3 separate regions of the Homo sapiens genome follow, and all the other regions are linked to region 1. The links are chromatin loops, found by intact Hi-C in ENCODE. Cell type or tissue: heart right ventricle. All regions are shown on one strand. Region 1 overlaps PATJ (PATJ crumbs cell polarity complex component). Region 2 overlaps PATJ (PATJ crumbs cell polarity complex component). Region 3 overlaps PATJ (PATJ crumbs cell polarity complex component).

Region 1 (5,000 bases):
AGTAAACATTAGTGTTTGTTTGTTGTTTGTCTGATGGGCATATTTTAAGAATTGTTAAATTTGAATGCTTTTAGGCTGAACCACCATCTCTGTTTGTTTGTTTTGAGATGGGGTCTCACTCTATAACCCCAGCTGGAGTGCAGTGGCACGATCTCAGCTCACTGCAACTTCTGCCTCCCGGGCTCAAGCGATCCTCCTACCTCAGCCTCCTGAGTAGCTGGGACCACAGGTGTGCACCACCATGGCTGGCTAATTTTTGTATTTTTTGTAGAGATGGGGTTTCACCGTGTTCCCTAGGCCAGTCTCCTGAACTCAAGTGATCCACCCACCTCGGCCTTACACAGTGCTGGGATTACAGGCGTGAGCCACCGCGCCTGGCCTAATTTGTTGTCTTATACTCAGTTCACGTCATTCACCTTCAGTTGGCTCCCTTGCAGCCTGATGCCTGGATGCATCTGAGTTTGTTATCCTGGTGGATATTTTCTGGGAGAGATGGGCTCCACCCTGTTTCAATTAGGGATCTCTTTGTTGCAAGTGACAGAATCTCAATTTGACATTACTTAGACAAAAGGAGAAATTTACTCAAGGGCTAGAGGTTTGTTTGTTTGTTAGTTAGTTTGTTTGTTTTTCATATACTTGCAGGCAGCGTGTGGTTGACACTTAGCCTCAGAGGTGGTTGGAACCAGAGGCCTGCTGCTGCCAGGGTTCTCTCTGTTTATCTGACTTTCCTCCTGCAGATGTGCTTCTTCAGCCTGATGTGTGTATGGCTGCCCAAAGCTCCTAAGCCTCTCTGCCAGAAAAGAGCTGACTCTTCCCTTGGGTCTACTTTGGAAAATCCGTAGAATATTCTTGTGTGGTTCAAGTGTCCACCCTTGGACCAGTTACTGTGGCCAGAGAGACAGGGCATTTTGATTGTCCAGCTTTGGGACAGAGATCAACCAGCTTTGGGGATTGTCAGCTGGACATGTCACCCATCTGTTATATGGGATATTGCCAGTGTTGCCTTTTATGTCCACCCTTCAGAAGCTCCTTCACTTGATCACAGTAATTTTCCTGGCCCACAAAGCATTTTCTTTCAGAGCTCATAGTGCTGTGCTGAAGATTATAGCATCATGCTGCCAGAATGTGTCATATCAGTTTATTTCATGAAATGAGATGACCTTTCTACAACATTTCTTCATTCTTCTTTTTTAGGGGTCCCTTGCAAAGTAAACACATTAGAATGTCCCCAAACCTCAGTTTTGAAGGCATTAAGAGCTCCTTTTGTGTAATAATTGGGCAATTAGCAAATTATAAATTCATGTTTAAACACAAAATATGAAGGAAAGCGACCCAAGGTCACTGCCGTGGCTACTGCCATGATTTTTTTTCCCAACCCAAGTTTAAAATAAGCAGGCATGACTTGTTCTGACCTGATATTGGATCTAAAAACGGAATCACTATGTCATTGCTGGCTAAGAATCTTGCGTGTGTTGCTGGGAGGAGGTAAACAGTACTTTCCCTTTCCCTGAAGGTTTACTCAGTTAAGAGCAAGGGCTCTGCAGCAAGATGTGTCTGAGTTAAGTTCTGGCTTGGCAAATAATAATTTAGCCTCTCTGTGCCGCAGTTACCTCAGCTCTGCTGAGGTATATAATTATACCTCAATTATATTATAAGAGCAATAATTATAAGAGCAATAATTGTCCCTAATACACAGGTCTGTTGTGTACACCAACAAATGGGTAATATGCCTAGCTCAGTAACAGGCACATACTCAGGAGATTTTAGCTGTCATAATTTTCATCATCATCACGTACCAGCTCCATCCCTTGGCTCGGATGTTTAAGAGTAATCAATATAAGAAATGAGACAGTGCGTCAGACCAGATGCTTTTCAGAAATCCAGTTTTCTCATCTATTCCTTCTACATTTTTGAGGACAAGAAAAAAGGAAGGAAACTGACACTTCAGGCTCCTGCTACCCACCACACACCTTCACGCATCTACCATTCAGTTGTATTCATTTCTATGATTATTTCTTTAACATCTGTCTCACTAGGTCTGTAAATGTGCTCAGGGCAAGGGCTCCTCTGTTTTTCTTTTTGTTTGTGCTGGCATGTAGTAGGTGCTCAGTAAGCATGTATTGAATTCAACTTTGCTCACAACCCCTTATTCAGGTAGCAGTTATTGCATTCTTAATAAAAAAATGAAGGTTTCCAAACACTATTACTGCTAGTAAGTAGCAGAACAAGTCTGAACCCAGATTATCTGGCTGTTATTCCAGTGCCATTTCTTTTTTCTAAAAAGTTCAAATGATAAGGAAGAATAAAACCAAATTAGTACTTCTTCCATGTGATGTGCAAATTGGATTTTTAAACCTGTAGTTTGGGAAGTCAGGTCCTTTGTCCCACTGCTGGTTAATTGGGGTTGAAACCAAGGTCGAATTGCAGATCTACAATATCATTTTCAAACAGAGGCACTTACTTTTGCTCCTCCTAAGGCCATTTGATACACACTGGTAGGAGTAACACCAATAGTTTCTGTTTACGAGGCAGGTTAGAGTTTTTCCTCTAAAAATTCCCATGAGCCTTATTGACCTTTTCACGTCTTTTTTCTCTCTTTTCAAGTGTGATCCTTTAAAGTAAAGGCCACAGAGTCATCTTCACTGTGTGACCTTCCTTTCATGGCTGGTTCTCAAATCCACGTGGGTGCATTTAAGATTTAAGTTCCCGAACTTTGATTCACTCAGCACTAACACTTTATAAAGCCCATATTCTATTCTGCCATATGTTGAAGAAAGAAATAAGACAAAGTCGATCATATTAAGATATGGGAGACACATACATAAAAAGATACAATATAATCTTGCAAATAAGTGATAAAATTCATTGGTTCATCTTGTGGAAGGGGCACCACCCAGGGGCTAAGGGAAGAATTACAAGAGGAGGTAATTTTTTTAGTTCATTTTATATCATATCATCTGTTTAGAAGCAAAATTTATAAAGGGCAGGGGAGCAGTCCTAGGATCTTTCTCATAGAAGGGGAAAATTAAAGAGAATCTGAATGAGTGAGATAAGTCTGGCCCCCCAAAAATCAGTTAGAAAGTAGGCAGCTAAGTGTAGGCATGGTCATCCAGGAGACCTAGGCTCCAGTCTCAGGATAGTGCTTACTGGGGTTAAATCTTTCAGGTTGTAAACCAATGGGGAATTAAGGACATAGGATGAGATTGTAACTGAATCTAATAACAATGAACAGCTGGGCATAACTTGGTCACTATCTATTGTATTGTTATACATCGAATGGGAGCCTGGTGAAGAAAGGCTGTGTGAACATGCCTAGGAAAGAGACCCGAGGCAGGGGATGTCAGATTCAATTAAAAGCAAAAAACAAACAAACAAAAACCAGTTACAGAAAATACTGTGAGATACAAAGGTAAGTTAGTCTTACTTACTCTAAAAATTGCCTCCAGCATTTCCTACAGGAGAAAAGTGTCCTTTCTAGGTCGCTTCCAAGACTCTTAGCACCGTGGTTATGGGTGCATGTTCTGGGCTCTGCACTAGTCCCCTGTAGTGCATTTAGGAACATGGGGCTACCATAGCCCAATTCCATTTACTATCATCATTAGCATCTTTAGTAAATATTATTAATTGCCAGGTGTGTTGCTAAGGGTGCTCATGTATTACTTCATTTAATCTTTTCAGCATCCTGAAATTATAGCTACTTTTATTTTTTTCCATTTTATGGATGGGGAAATTAAGGCTTGAAGAGGGCAAATAACCTGTTCAGGTTTGTAGATCACTTTTTTTTTTTTTTTTTTTTGAGACAGAATCTTGCTCTGTCACCCAGGCTGGAGTGCAGTGGTGCAATCTCAGCTCACTGCAACCTCCGCCTCCCCAGGTAAAAGCAATTCTTCTGCCTCAGACTCCCGAGTAACTGGGATTACAGGCACCCAGCTAATTTTTGTATTTTTAGTACAGACGGGGTTTTGCCATATTGGCCAGGCTGGTCTCGAACTCCTGACCTCAGGTGATCCACCGCCCCCACCTTGGCCTCCCAAAGTGCTGGGATTACAGGCGTGAACCACTGCGCCCGGCCAGGTTTGCAGAACTCTTAAGTTGAAGAGCTAGGATCACAGACTCCTAACATTCCATTCATTATACAAGTTATCCCTACCTTCCAGATCAGCTTACCTACCTGCTGTCTGTGTACTACACCTCACCACCTGGGTGTCTCTCAGACGTTACCAAGAGACAGAGTAAACCCATGCTTTCTCCTATCCAAACCAGTCTCTCCTGTTCCCTGCTTTGTCCAAACCCAGTTGCAGGAATTTATGCCTTAAAGTAAACCATCGTATGATAATTTCCCCTGAAAATGTGCCTATTAAAAAAAAAATAGGATATGATGGGAGGCAGACATAAACATTCTGGTCAATTTATTGGTGTTATTATTTATTTCAGTTAATAAACTGCCCTTTCGCTATGCTTCACTTTCCACGTGTTTAGGCAGTTTGGATTCTCCCAAGTCTGGATTCTGCACTCCTCCGTGGGGTTTAGAGCTAACTTACCTTTATCCCCCAGTATTTTCTGTAGCCGTGGTTTTTTTTGTTTTTGTTTTTTTGTTTTTTAATTCTAATTGAATGTCTTAAGGGGAAAAAACTCTAGTTCAGGATTTGAGCCCTGAACAGATAGTTTTATAGGGATATTAGTGTAACGAAAAAGAAAAAACTCTGGCTGGAATGACCATCAAAGGATATCTGGCCGAGTGTGTTGTTGCTCGTGTAGTCCCAGCTACTCAGGAGGCTGAGACAGGAGGATCACTTGAGCCCAGAAGTTTGACGCTATAACGAGCTCTGCCAATTGGGTGTCCACACTAAGTTCGGTATCGATATGGTGACCTCCTGGGAGGAGGGACCACCAAGATGCCTAAAAAGGGGTGAACCAGCCCAGGTCAGAAACAGAGCAGGTGAAAACCCCTGTGCTGATTAGCAGTGAGATCATGCCTGTGAAGAACACACTGCGCTCCA
Region 2 (5,000 bases), 120 kb before region 1:
GCACTTCCTTCCAGTGCCTTTCTCTGTGTGCCATGCCAGTTTTTAGCATGAAGCAAACTTGTAATAAAGATTTATTGAGCAACTAGTAGTTCTTTTGGTTTAAAATTTTGTCTATTTTTTGTATCGTTGTGGACTCTGTAGTTGATCTCTACCTTGCCAATAGGTGTCACTACAATCAACAGCAATTATTACCAAGCATTTAAAGAATGTTAAGAATGTTCACGTCAAACTGTGTTTAACAAAATTTATATGTTCATTTCACCAAATATTTGAGTATGTTTGTTCTTTTTTTTGTTTTTTGTTTGTTTGTTTTTGGCAATGCAAAATAGGATGGAAAAGTGTTAGAAATAAAGGCTGATTTCATTTTTTAGTTTTATGTAAATTCTTTTTCTCATTTCCTACACAATCATCCATTTTTGGGCTTTTCATAGTTAAGTAAAATAGGCTGACACAGTGTCTTATGCCTGTAAACCTAGCACTTTGGGAGGCCCAGGCGGGCGGATCACCTGAGCTCAAGAGTTCAAGACCAGCCTGGTCAACATGGTGAAACCCCATCTCTACTAAAAATACAAAAATTAGCTGGGCCTGGTGGCACATGCCTGTAATCCCAGCTACTCGGAATCTGAGGCAGGAGAATTGCTTGAACCGGGGAGGTGGAGTTGCAGTAAGCCAAGGTCGCGCCTCTGCACTTCAGCCTGGGCAACAGAGCTGTCTAAAAAGCGCACCTCTGCACTTCAGCCTGGGCAACTCTGTCTAAAAAAAAAAAAAGGAAAAAAAAAGTTATTTAGTAGAATTTGTATTCTAGCTCTGTAATTGGAGAAAACTGATGAACTTGGCTTTTTATTGTTTTTTTTATTCTGAAAACTCAGCTTCAGCGCTTGATATAATTTGGATGTATTTATTATAACTGTAAATTAAAAATTGTATTGTTTAATACCTTTTGAGTAGTATTTGAGTTTTCTTTGGGTATTCTTGACTTTTTAAGTATTACTCATATGATACAGTGATCACATAGATGATTTTTTTATTCTGCATTTTACAAAGAAAGATTATACTGTATAATTGGTAGATACTTCTGAAGTCACTGTAATTGGTTAAATAATGGTATTCAGGTGTGTGGGGGGTAGGGTAGGGTAGGGGGTGCACTGTAGCACTTTGAGTGAAATTTAAGAAATCTCAACCATTTTTCTAGTGGGTTTTCTGAAGCTACATTTTTTTTTTATATTTTTCCCCCCTGAAAGCTAACTTGAAGGCTTGACTGCTTAAATAGAATCTTTACTGCACGTTTAGAATGTTACTGAGATACAAATGAATCTCGCTAGGGGAGAGATACCACATGCTCAGTGTGGTTCACCAGCTTCTTTGTTATAAACATGATTCAATGCTGGGAGCATTAAGGAGAGAGCAAGTTGGTGACTGTTCCCCTCACTTTGGACAGGCTAAAATCAACTGCTGTTTCCTTTTAATTTGCATTTGAAAGATGTAACTAATGTGATGAACCGTTTCTCAGCAGGAAAGCTGGGTCATTAAAATGATATTAATTGAAGCTGGCCACAATAAATGGTTGAGGTTATAATGCCTCCTGTTCTGAAATAGAGCTATTATCCTGAGGCGAGCAGGGTAACTGAGTGTCACAGTCAGCAGCGTGAAGCATCCAAGGGTCTGATGTGGGAAACCAGGGATTTTGCTTCTCCGGCATAGTTTTCCAGGCAGCTTTCACCTGCTGACAGAGGTGACTGTTTAGCTTGAGGACTAGCTTGAAATTAGCTTAATTGATTGCTTTTCCTGATATAAATAGATTGACAGGTTGCCCTTAAAGAGAACAAAATCTGAGAGAGAGAGAGAGAGAGAGAGAGAAAAATAGGCCCAAGGTCGTCAGAAGAGAGAGGAGTCTGTGGTGAGGATTTGAGCTGCGTCCAGCATTGGATATTTGTCAGGAATGCAGATACCCTGAAGGGAACACAACAATGGTCCAAGGGGGTTTCCCAGGTAAGATTTCTGTTGCCTGTGTGATCTGTGGTTCTTTCGGAATGCAATCTGATGCTGTTTTAGTGTTGGTGCAGAATGTGGTTTTAAAGGTTTAGACAATGGTAAGCCAAGGCATTTTTCTTAAGTAAGAGAGCGAGGGCACATATGCATGTGCAAGGTGATTGTACATTAGAAACAAACCCCTGCAATTTTCTTTCATGTGCACTGTAGTTTGAATGTCCTTATGATGTTTTTGAAAAGTGGAGCAGTTTAATCAGACTGTCAAAGATATACCAGTAGTTTCACTGCCAAGATTCTCAACACTGTTCATGCTGTATTCTCTCCTTTCAGAATTGTAATTGAGAAGTAGACCTCCAGGACATTTATTATCATTATTGTTGTTACTTGTGACTTCACCATAATAAAAAGGGAAGACTATTTATGTTAGAACTAGGTTATTCTGGTTAATTTTAAAAACTGACCATTCAGCATTTTGTTATAGATGAAAGCAGAATATCACTAAGGACTCATAGTAGTAAACAAAAGGCTGCTTTTTCTAAATTGTAAAATAACACATTAATTATTTTATTTGCTAGTTGTGTTTGGTGCCTCATTCATCTAAATCTACAAATTTAAATTCGTTAGGGGTGGGGGCTCAGCTCTTGGAAGTATTACCACTGACTTCCTTGTTAACATAATGGTTCTTGCAATCATTGCTACATTGGCCATATAATTTCATGCAATAGAGTACTCTTAGTTTATGCTTTTGCCTGACTTAAAAAATTAATTTCTTAAAATCAGAGCTTCTTTTTATCTAAATAAAATGGAATATTGAGACATAATAGGGGTATTCTTGCATAAGTATTATTGCCTAAGGGAGGCAATTGTTAACTCAAGAGTTAGACATGACATTATAGCCTTTCTTTTTATTTTCAGCAGTGCACACGCAAATTAGGTTATTTCTACTGCAACAGTAGAATATTTGCTGCATTCCTGATTTAAGCTAGCCAACCTTATTTGTGGCTATGCTGTCAAAACTATTGAGCAAGAACTTTTGTTTAAAATATAATTTCTGAAGATATCCCTGTGGGGGTCCTGAACTACCTAGTATTCAATTCTGTTATTTTGATTTGGAGGAAATGCTATAGCTCCTAAATGGATGCGTCACAGATTCCCTGTAGTGACAACTGTCTGACTATATTGTGTTTCTTTTCATTCTGCAGTTGGAATTGCTTTCAGTTGTCTGTCATCTTTTTAATACTGCTTCTCAAACTTGTATTGACAAGGCAACTTATAGGGATCATCCTGGATATTTGTGGATCCTGCCTGCTTTTCCTCAGACTCTTCAGAGCAGTTTATTCATTTTCCTTTTATTTTAGGAAATTTCTTGATTTTAAAAATCTATTTCTCCAGATTATAATACATGTATGCTTTAATCTCCTGAGTATAACTGGCCATCCCTGATCATTTTCTTAATCTCTACCACACTGACTTGAAGTCGCCACTGTCCAGGCTCCAAACACCGCAGTGGAACCCTTGAAAATCCCCATTGCAGTTTTCTAGAAAGTGAGTCAAGTATATCTAGTCATTAGGAATTTATGTGTCCTTTGCGCTTTGTTGAACTAATATATAAACTCACTTTTAGAAAGGCTGTTAACTATCAAAGTGTCTCATAAATGGACACATATTTATGTGTTATATGTAAGTTACTTTTTCAGTGTTCATGATCAGGATTGATTTTCTATAATCAGTATTTTCAACATTTATTAAAAGCTTCTATTTATGTATACACATTTAACTCCAAAGTATTTTAATACACTTTGGTAGTCTTATGACTTAGTCTATCTTATATTATGTTCACTGCTTTGGCATTCAGTCAATTTTAAAAGCATGTTTCTATTTCATGTTTCTTTTTGGCATATTTTACAAAAAGTAATATGTAGAATTATAAATAAAGGATGAGGCCTCGGTCTGTAGAGAATTTACCTTTTCTTTTGTTCTTGCTTGGAAACACATTATTTTACATGGGTTTATGTTGCTTTGATTTCAGTAGTTTTATGTCACTTTAAAGTATTTTAGGTTTGATATATATAAGTATAGGTTAAACACTCATCATTTTAATTGATCCAATGTTGAACAAAGAGAGGGCATTGTTATTTCAATTAAGAAAATAATATATCAAAAATTAAGTAGCAGTTAAAGTTACTTTCTTGCAGAGACTGCCTCTTTTTTGCTGAATGTAATGGGGCAGGAGGTAAGAAATATCACTCCTAAGTTTCTATCATGTTTACATATTTAGATATGTATTTTTTAAACAATTTACTTTTATCTTTTTCTTACATTTATGATATGCCAAACTCTATTGTTTTTTTTTTTTTTTTGAGACAGAGTCTCGCTCTGTTGCCCAGGCTGGAGTGCAGTGGCACTATCTTGGCTCACTGCAAACTTCTCCTCCCGGGTTCACAGCATTCTCCTGCCTCAGCCTTCTGAGTAGCTGGGACTACAGGTGCCTGCCACCACGCCCGGCTCATTTTTTGTATTTTTAGTAGAGACAGGGTTTCACCATGTTAGCCAGGATGGTCTCAATCTTCTGACCTCATGATCCTCCAGCCTCGGCCTCCCAAAGTGCTGGGATTACAGGCGTGAGCCACTGTGCCTGGCTGGTATGCCAAACTCTTAAGATCCTTGTATAGTGTGAGGAATTCATATTGCACATTTTGAATACATCTATTCCATGTTAGTATTATTATTCCCATTTTTAGATAGTAAAACTCTTTTTATAGAATGCTTGGAGGGGTTTATCCATTGGTTGGTGGAAGTATAGCATAGCCGCAGTTACTGTGGTGATGCATCATTAAGCATTTTTGGAACCTAATACAGCCCTAAGGTTAAGAGGAGAAATACAGTATCTAATATGAACTTTGCCTTCAAGAAGTTTATAAAATTTCTAAAAAGAAAAAAGATATATAGGTGCAGAGACACATGCACTGGAAGGCCCTCTGGAAGAGACTGAGCTTATGAAGTTGGTGAGA
Region 3 (5,000 bases), 200 kb before region 1:
TGGTGGGTTTTGGCTGGCTTCTTTACTGCAACCATTTTATCAGCAAGGTCTTTATGACCTGTATCTTGTGCCAACATCGTGTCTCATCCTGTGACTTAGAATGCCTTAACCATCTGGAAATGCAGCCCAGTAGGTCTCAGCCTCATTTTACCCAGCGCTATTCAAGATGGAGTTGCTCTGGTTCCAGCACCTCTGACATAACCACTTACTCTATTGTTTGTTAAAGTGTTCTTCAAGAGGCTTGTTTAAAACAATAGTCAGTGCTTACAATTTGAAGAATGCATATTCTGATTACTAAATCTATGTTAAATTTCCTAGCTTCCCTCTTTTTATTTCTCATTACTGATTCAGCCATACTTGCTTGTTATTGCCATTTTCTTCCATAAAAAGAAAATTTTCTGTTTACCGAAACAAAAGGCAACCTGAAATATCAGTTTATTTTAATGTATACACTTTTAAGGCTGTAGATGAAACAGTCAAATGTATATTTATAATATTTACTCTGGAAGTTTACTTATTCATATTTTAAAATCTGTAAAATTTTTTTTTTTTTTTTTTTGCCAATTCTCACGTAGGCTGTAAAGGTAACCTCTATAGGCTCCCCAAACCAGCATTGAGTAAGACTATTTCAGCCCGAATGTTTCTTGCCTAAACAGTATTTTATTTTCTTTAAGTAATTATATGTGCTTTCTTAAGGTATTGGCTCTTTTCCTCCCTTCCACAGTGAGGAACACTTACACCCGTTGATCAGGATGGGCTTGAATATTTGCCCCCATTGTATTGCTGATGGACCCTTGTGATAATTTATCTAATAATATTATCTAATATTATAAGCTCTGAGAAGATTTTAAAAACACATTCAAATCCCTTACAAATATGTAATTCCCAATACTATTCTAGAGGGTGCCCTCCCAAATGGTGAAGGAACATTATTATTTCTGTCTTGGTTGTAATATCCATTTGGGGCTATAGATGTCAGCTATATTTGTGGAGGGCAAATGGTACCTAACTACTTCAAACTTTATCTTTCTCTTCCACCCTCATACTTCACTTTAGCTGAAGAGTAAAAACACTAAAGGTCTATAGATCTGGGTATTTTTTAGTTATAGTAAAAGACACACAACACACAATTTACCATTTTAATCATTTTTAGGTATATAGTTCAGTGGCATTAAGTACATGTACATTTTTGTGTAAACATGGCCACCATGTTGCTACAGATCTTATCATCCCACACTGAAACTCTACTCATTAAACAATAATCTGATCTTTCTCCTCTCTCTCTATCCCCTGCCAACCAAACACTATTTTATTTTCTATCTCTAAGAATTTGACTATACTAAAGCAACTGAAAAAAGTGGAATGGTACAATATTTTTCTTTTGTGTCTGGCTCTTTCACTTAGTGTAATGTCTTTAAGATTCATCCATGTTGTAGAATATGTCAGAATTTCCTCCCTTTTTAAAGTTGAATAGGCCGGGCATGGTGGCTCATGCCTGTAATCCTAGCACTTTGGGAGGCCAAGGTGGGTGGATCACTTCAGGTCAGGAATTCGAGACCAGCCTGGCCAACATGGTGAAACCCCATCTCTACTAAAAATAGAAAAATTAGCCAGGCATGGTGGTGCATGCCTGTGGTTCCAGCTACTCGGGAGGCTGAGCCAGGAGAATCGCTTCAAACTGGGAGGCAGAGGTTGCAGTGAACTGAGATTGCGCCACTGCACTCCAGCCTGGGCAACAGAGAGAGACTCCGTCTCAAAAAAAAAAGTTGAATAAAATATTTCCTTATAGATATATGTCTCGGAGAAAAAACTTCTCCTCTACCCTCTATTTTGTGCCTGGGAGAGTGCAAATTAAACTGACATAAGGCATTAACAGGAGAATAAAGTTTTATTTATACACACATGAACGCAACAAAAGAAGCAGCAAGCTCACTAAGTGATTAAAGTTAGAGCTTACATACGTAACATGGGGAAAGGGAGGGCAGAAAAAGCTTCTATGAGAAGAACAACTAGGTTTGTTTAGGAAAGACAAACGGGTTTTTAGGAGAACAAATGGAAATAACATTTTTTTTTTTTTTTTTTTTCTTTTTTGAGACGGAGTCTCGCTCTGTCGCCCAGGCTGGAGTGCAGTGGCGCCATCTCGGCTCACTGCAAGCTCCGCCTCCCGGGTTCACGCCATTCTCCTGCCTCAGCCTCCCAAGTAGCTGGGACTACAGGCGCCCGCCACTACGCCCGGCTAATTTTTTGTATTTTTAGTAGAGACGGGGTTTCACCGTTTTAGCCGGGATGGTCTCGATCTCCTGACCTCGTGATCCGCCCGCCTCGGCCTCCCAAAGTTAACATTTTTGATTATGTTGATAATTTTTTAAATGCAGGGCCACTGATCCTTCTGTTTGCTTATTGCCATTCCTCAAGAGGGCATTTATAGTAGCTTACTCTCAATCTTCCTGGGGGTCGACCCACCTCAAGAGGGAATGTTTGATAGCCTCATTTCCTAGAACTTGCTGCTTAGTCACATAAGGGAAGCTCTGAGAAGGCTTTTTTCTGCATCTGTTAAATCTAAAGTATCTTTAGTTTATAATAATCTTCATACTGAAGCCAGATAGTCCCCTGACCCCTTTGTGGGACTTGTGACAGAGGTGCCCTGTTTACTCAGCCCACTGCTCTCCTCGAGGGAGGGAGTGTGTGAGTGAACAAGGTGGGAACTGGAGTACATGCCTGCTGGAACCATCTGACTGCTTTGGCACTGGCAAGAGTAAACTCCACTCACTCAGACCTGCAGCGTTCACCCCTCATGGGAGGGGAGCACTCAGGTGAGCGGGTGCAGGAGCCTGGGCAAGCGCTTTTGGGTACTGGCAGGAGCAAATTCTGTGCAGGCCCAGCGGCAGCATCTAGGGGAGGTGCGTGCAATCCCCGAAGCCCCAGTGGGCGTGTTACGGTGATCTTTTAGCTCTGCCATCTGCGGACGGCTTAAGTGTTAACAGTTCAGTGAGCCCTCTGCCTTTTCACGTGAGGCCGCTGCCCTCTGCCAGCGAGGGCAAAGGGCCAGTGTGACAGCCTTTTGTATCCACACTTGTGGCTCCTGAGCGCTTTCTGGTATCCAGGAAAAATGAGGCTGCATGAATGAATTGAAGGATGGCAAATGCGGGGATTTTATTGCCAATAAAGTGGCTCTCAGTGGGAAGGGGAGCTGCAAAGGAGATGGGGAGGTGGGTAGGTAATCTTCCCCAGAAGTCCAGCCATCTCTGGCTGGATTATTCTCCAGAGTTTCACCATCAAGCTGTCCCTCTAAAGTCAAGCTGCTTTTCTCTGATGTCCAGCTGTAGTCCCTGACATCCAGCTGCTTCTTCTCTCTGCCAGCTGAGTCTAGGGTCTTTATAGGCACAGGATAGAGCAGGGCGAGGGCATGGGTGGTTTAGGAAAAGGTAACATTTGAGCAGGAAAACAGTTTGGGCCATGGTTTTAGGCTTGAGGGTGGGGTTTTGTCAGGGACCTGCCCTTAAATTTCTCTGCCTCCTGTCACTACCAATACCAACTCTGAGGTTCCTATAGGTCCCCACCATATATACCACATTTTGTTTTTCCATTCATCTGTTGATGGATATTTAGGTTGTTTCTACCTTTGGCCATTGCGAATAATGGTGTTATGAACATTGGTATATAAATATCTGTTGAAATCCCTGCTTTCAGTTCTTTTTAGTATATACTCAGCAGTGGAATTGCTGGATCATATGCTAATTCTATATTTAATTTTTGGGGAGCTATACTGTTCTCTACAGCAAGCAGCTGCACCAGTTTATATTTCCATTAGCAAAGCACAAGGTTTCAAATTTCTCCACAGTCTCTCCAACACTTGTTTGTTGGCTTTTTGTTTGCTTCTTAGGAGTATAAAGTGCTATCTTATGTTTTGTTTTGCATTATCCTAACAATTAGTGATATTGAGCATCCTTTCATGTGCTTATTTGGCCATCTTTATGTATTCTTTGGAGAAATGTCTGTTCAAGTCCTTTGTCCATTTTTTAAAGATTTGGTTTTTGTTTTTTTTGTTTTTTTTTTTTTGCCTGAGGGTTATTTACCTAAGAATAATTCTATGTTCTTATTTTCTTCTCTTTTTAGAAAAAAAAACTTCTCTATTTGAAAAAAAAAACCAGAAAAAAGAAATTCTTGTTTATTTAATTTATTTTTTATTTTTTTTGAGATGGAGTTTCACTCTTGTTGCTCAGGCTGAAGTGCAATGGTGCAATCTTGGCTCACCGCAACCTCTGCCACCCAGGTTCAAGCGATTCTCCTGCCTCAGCCTCCCAAGTAGGTGGGATTACAGGCATGCGCCACCATGCCTGGATAATTTTTTGTGTATATATATATATGTGTATATATATACATATATATGTACATATATATGTGTATATACACATATATATGCGTATATATATGTATATACATATATATGTGTATATATGTATATATACATATATACGCATATATATAAATATGTGTGTGTGTGTGTATATATATATATATATATTTTTTTTTTTTTTTTTTTTTTTGAGATGGAATCTCACTCTGTCACCCAAGCTGGAGTGCAGTGGTGTGATCTCGGCTCACTGCAGCCTCTGTATCCTGGGTTCAAGCAATTCTCCTACCTCAGCCTTCTGAGTAGCTGGTATTACAGGCACCCACCACCACGCCCAGCTAATTTTTGCATTTTTTAGTAGAGATGGGGTTTCACCACATTGGCCAGGCTGGTCTCAAACTCCTGACCTCAGGCTATCTGCCCACCCTGGCCTCCCAAAGTGCTGGGATTACAGGCGTGAGCCACCACGTCTGGCTTTTTTTTTTTTTTTGTATTTTTAGTAGAGACGGGGTTTCTCCATGTTGGTCAGGCTGGTCTTGAACTCCTGACCTCAAGTGGTCCACCCACCTCGGCCTCCCAAAGTGCTGGGATTACAGGCTTGAGCCACTGCTCCCAGCCAGAAATTCCTGTTTATAAATATCTCACC

The links. Peaks named below come from ENCODE experiments on the same cell type or tissue, not always from the same donor. Only the 100,000 strongest peaks of a DNase experiment are listed, where the experiment ranks them.
Region 2: it touches region 1 in a loop (8-fold over the local background); 36 of 110 quality-filtered maps call a loop at or near these places.
Region 3: a loop joins it to region 1, with 2.9 times the contacts of the local background. A loop is called at or near these places in 13 of 110 quality-filtered maps.

Annotation. Positions count from the first base shown.
Region 1 is chr1:62,067,715-62,072,714 of GRCh38, forward strand. The region is part of intron 31 of PATJ (PATJ crumbs cell polarity complex component); the gene reads left to right. It also overlaps the pseudogene RN7SL180P. Among named protein-coding and RNA genes, the nearest start is that of MIR3116-1, 8.6 kb to the right of the region's middle. In heart right ventricle, a CTCF peak has its summit at 2,894; a DNase peak (open chromatin) is centred at 841; H3K27ac peaks cover 3,288 bases.
Region 2 is chr1:61,950,423-61,955,422 of GRCh38, forward strand. All of the region lies in intron 27 of PATJ (PATJ crumbs cell polarity complex component), which reads left to right. Among named protein-coding and RNA genes, the nearest start is that of MIR12132, 110 kb to the left of the region's middle. RefSeq lists an enhancer at 1-714 and a silencer at 295-589. In heart right ventricle, a CTCF peak has its summit at 169 (motif pointing right); no DNase peak of the experiment used is centred here; H3K4me3 peaks cover 2,650 bases; H3K27ac peaks cover 4,326 bases.
Region 3 is chr1:61,867,034-61,872,033 of GRCh38, forward strand. The region is part of intron 20 of PATJ (PATJ crumbs cell polarity complex component); the gene reads left to right. Among named protein-coding and RNA genes, the nearest start is that of MIR12132, 23 kb to the left of the region's middle. In heart right ventricle, no CTCF peak of the experiment used is centred here; a DNase peak (open chromatin) is centred at 2,918; H3K27ac peaks cover 1,795 bases.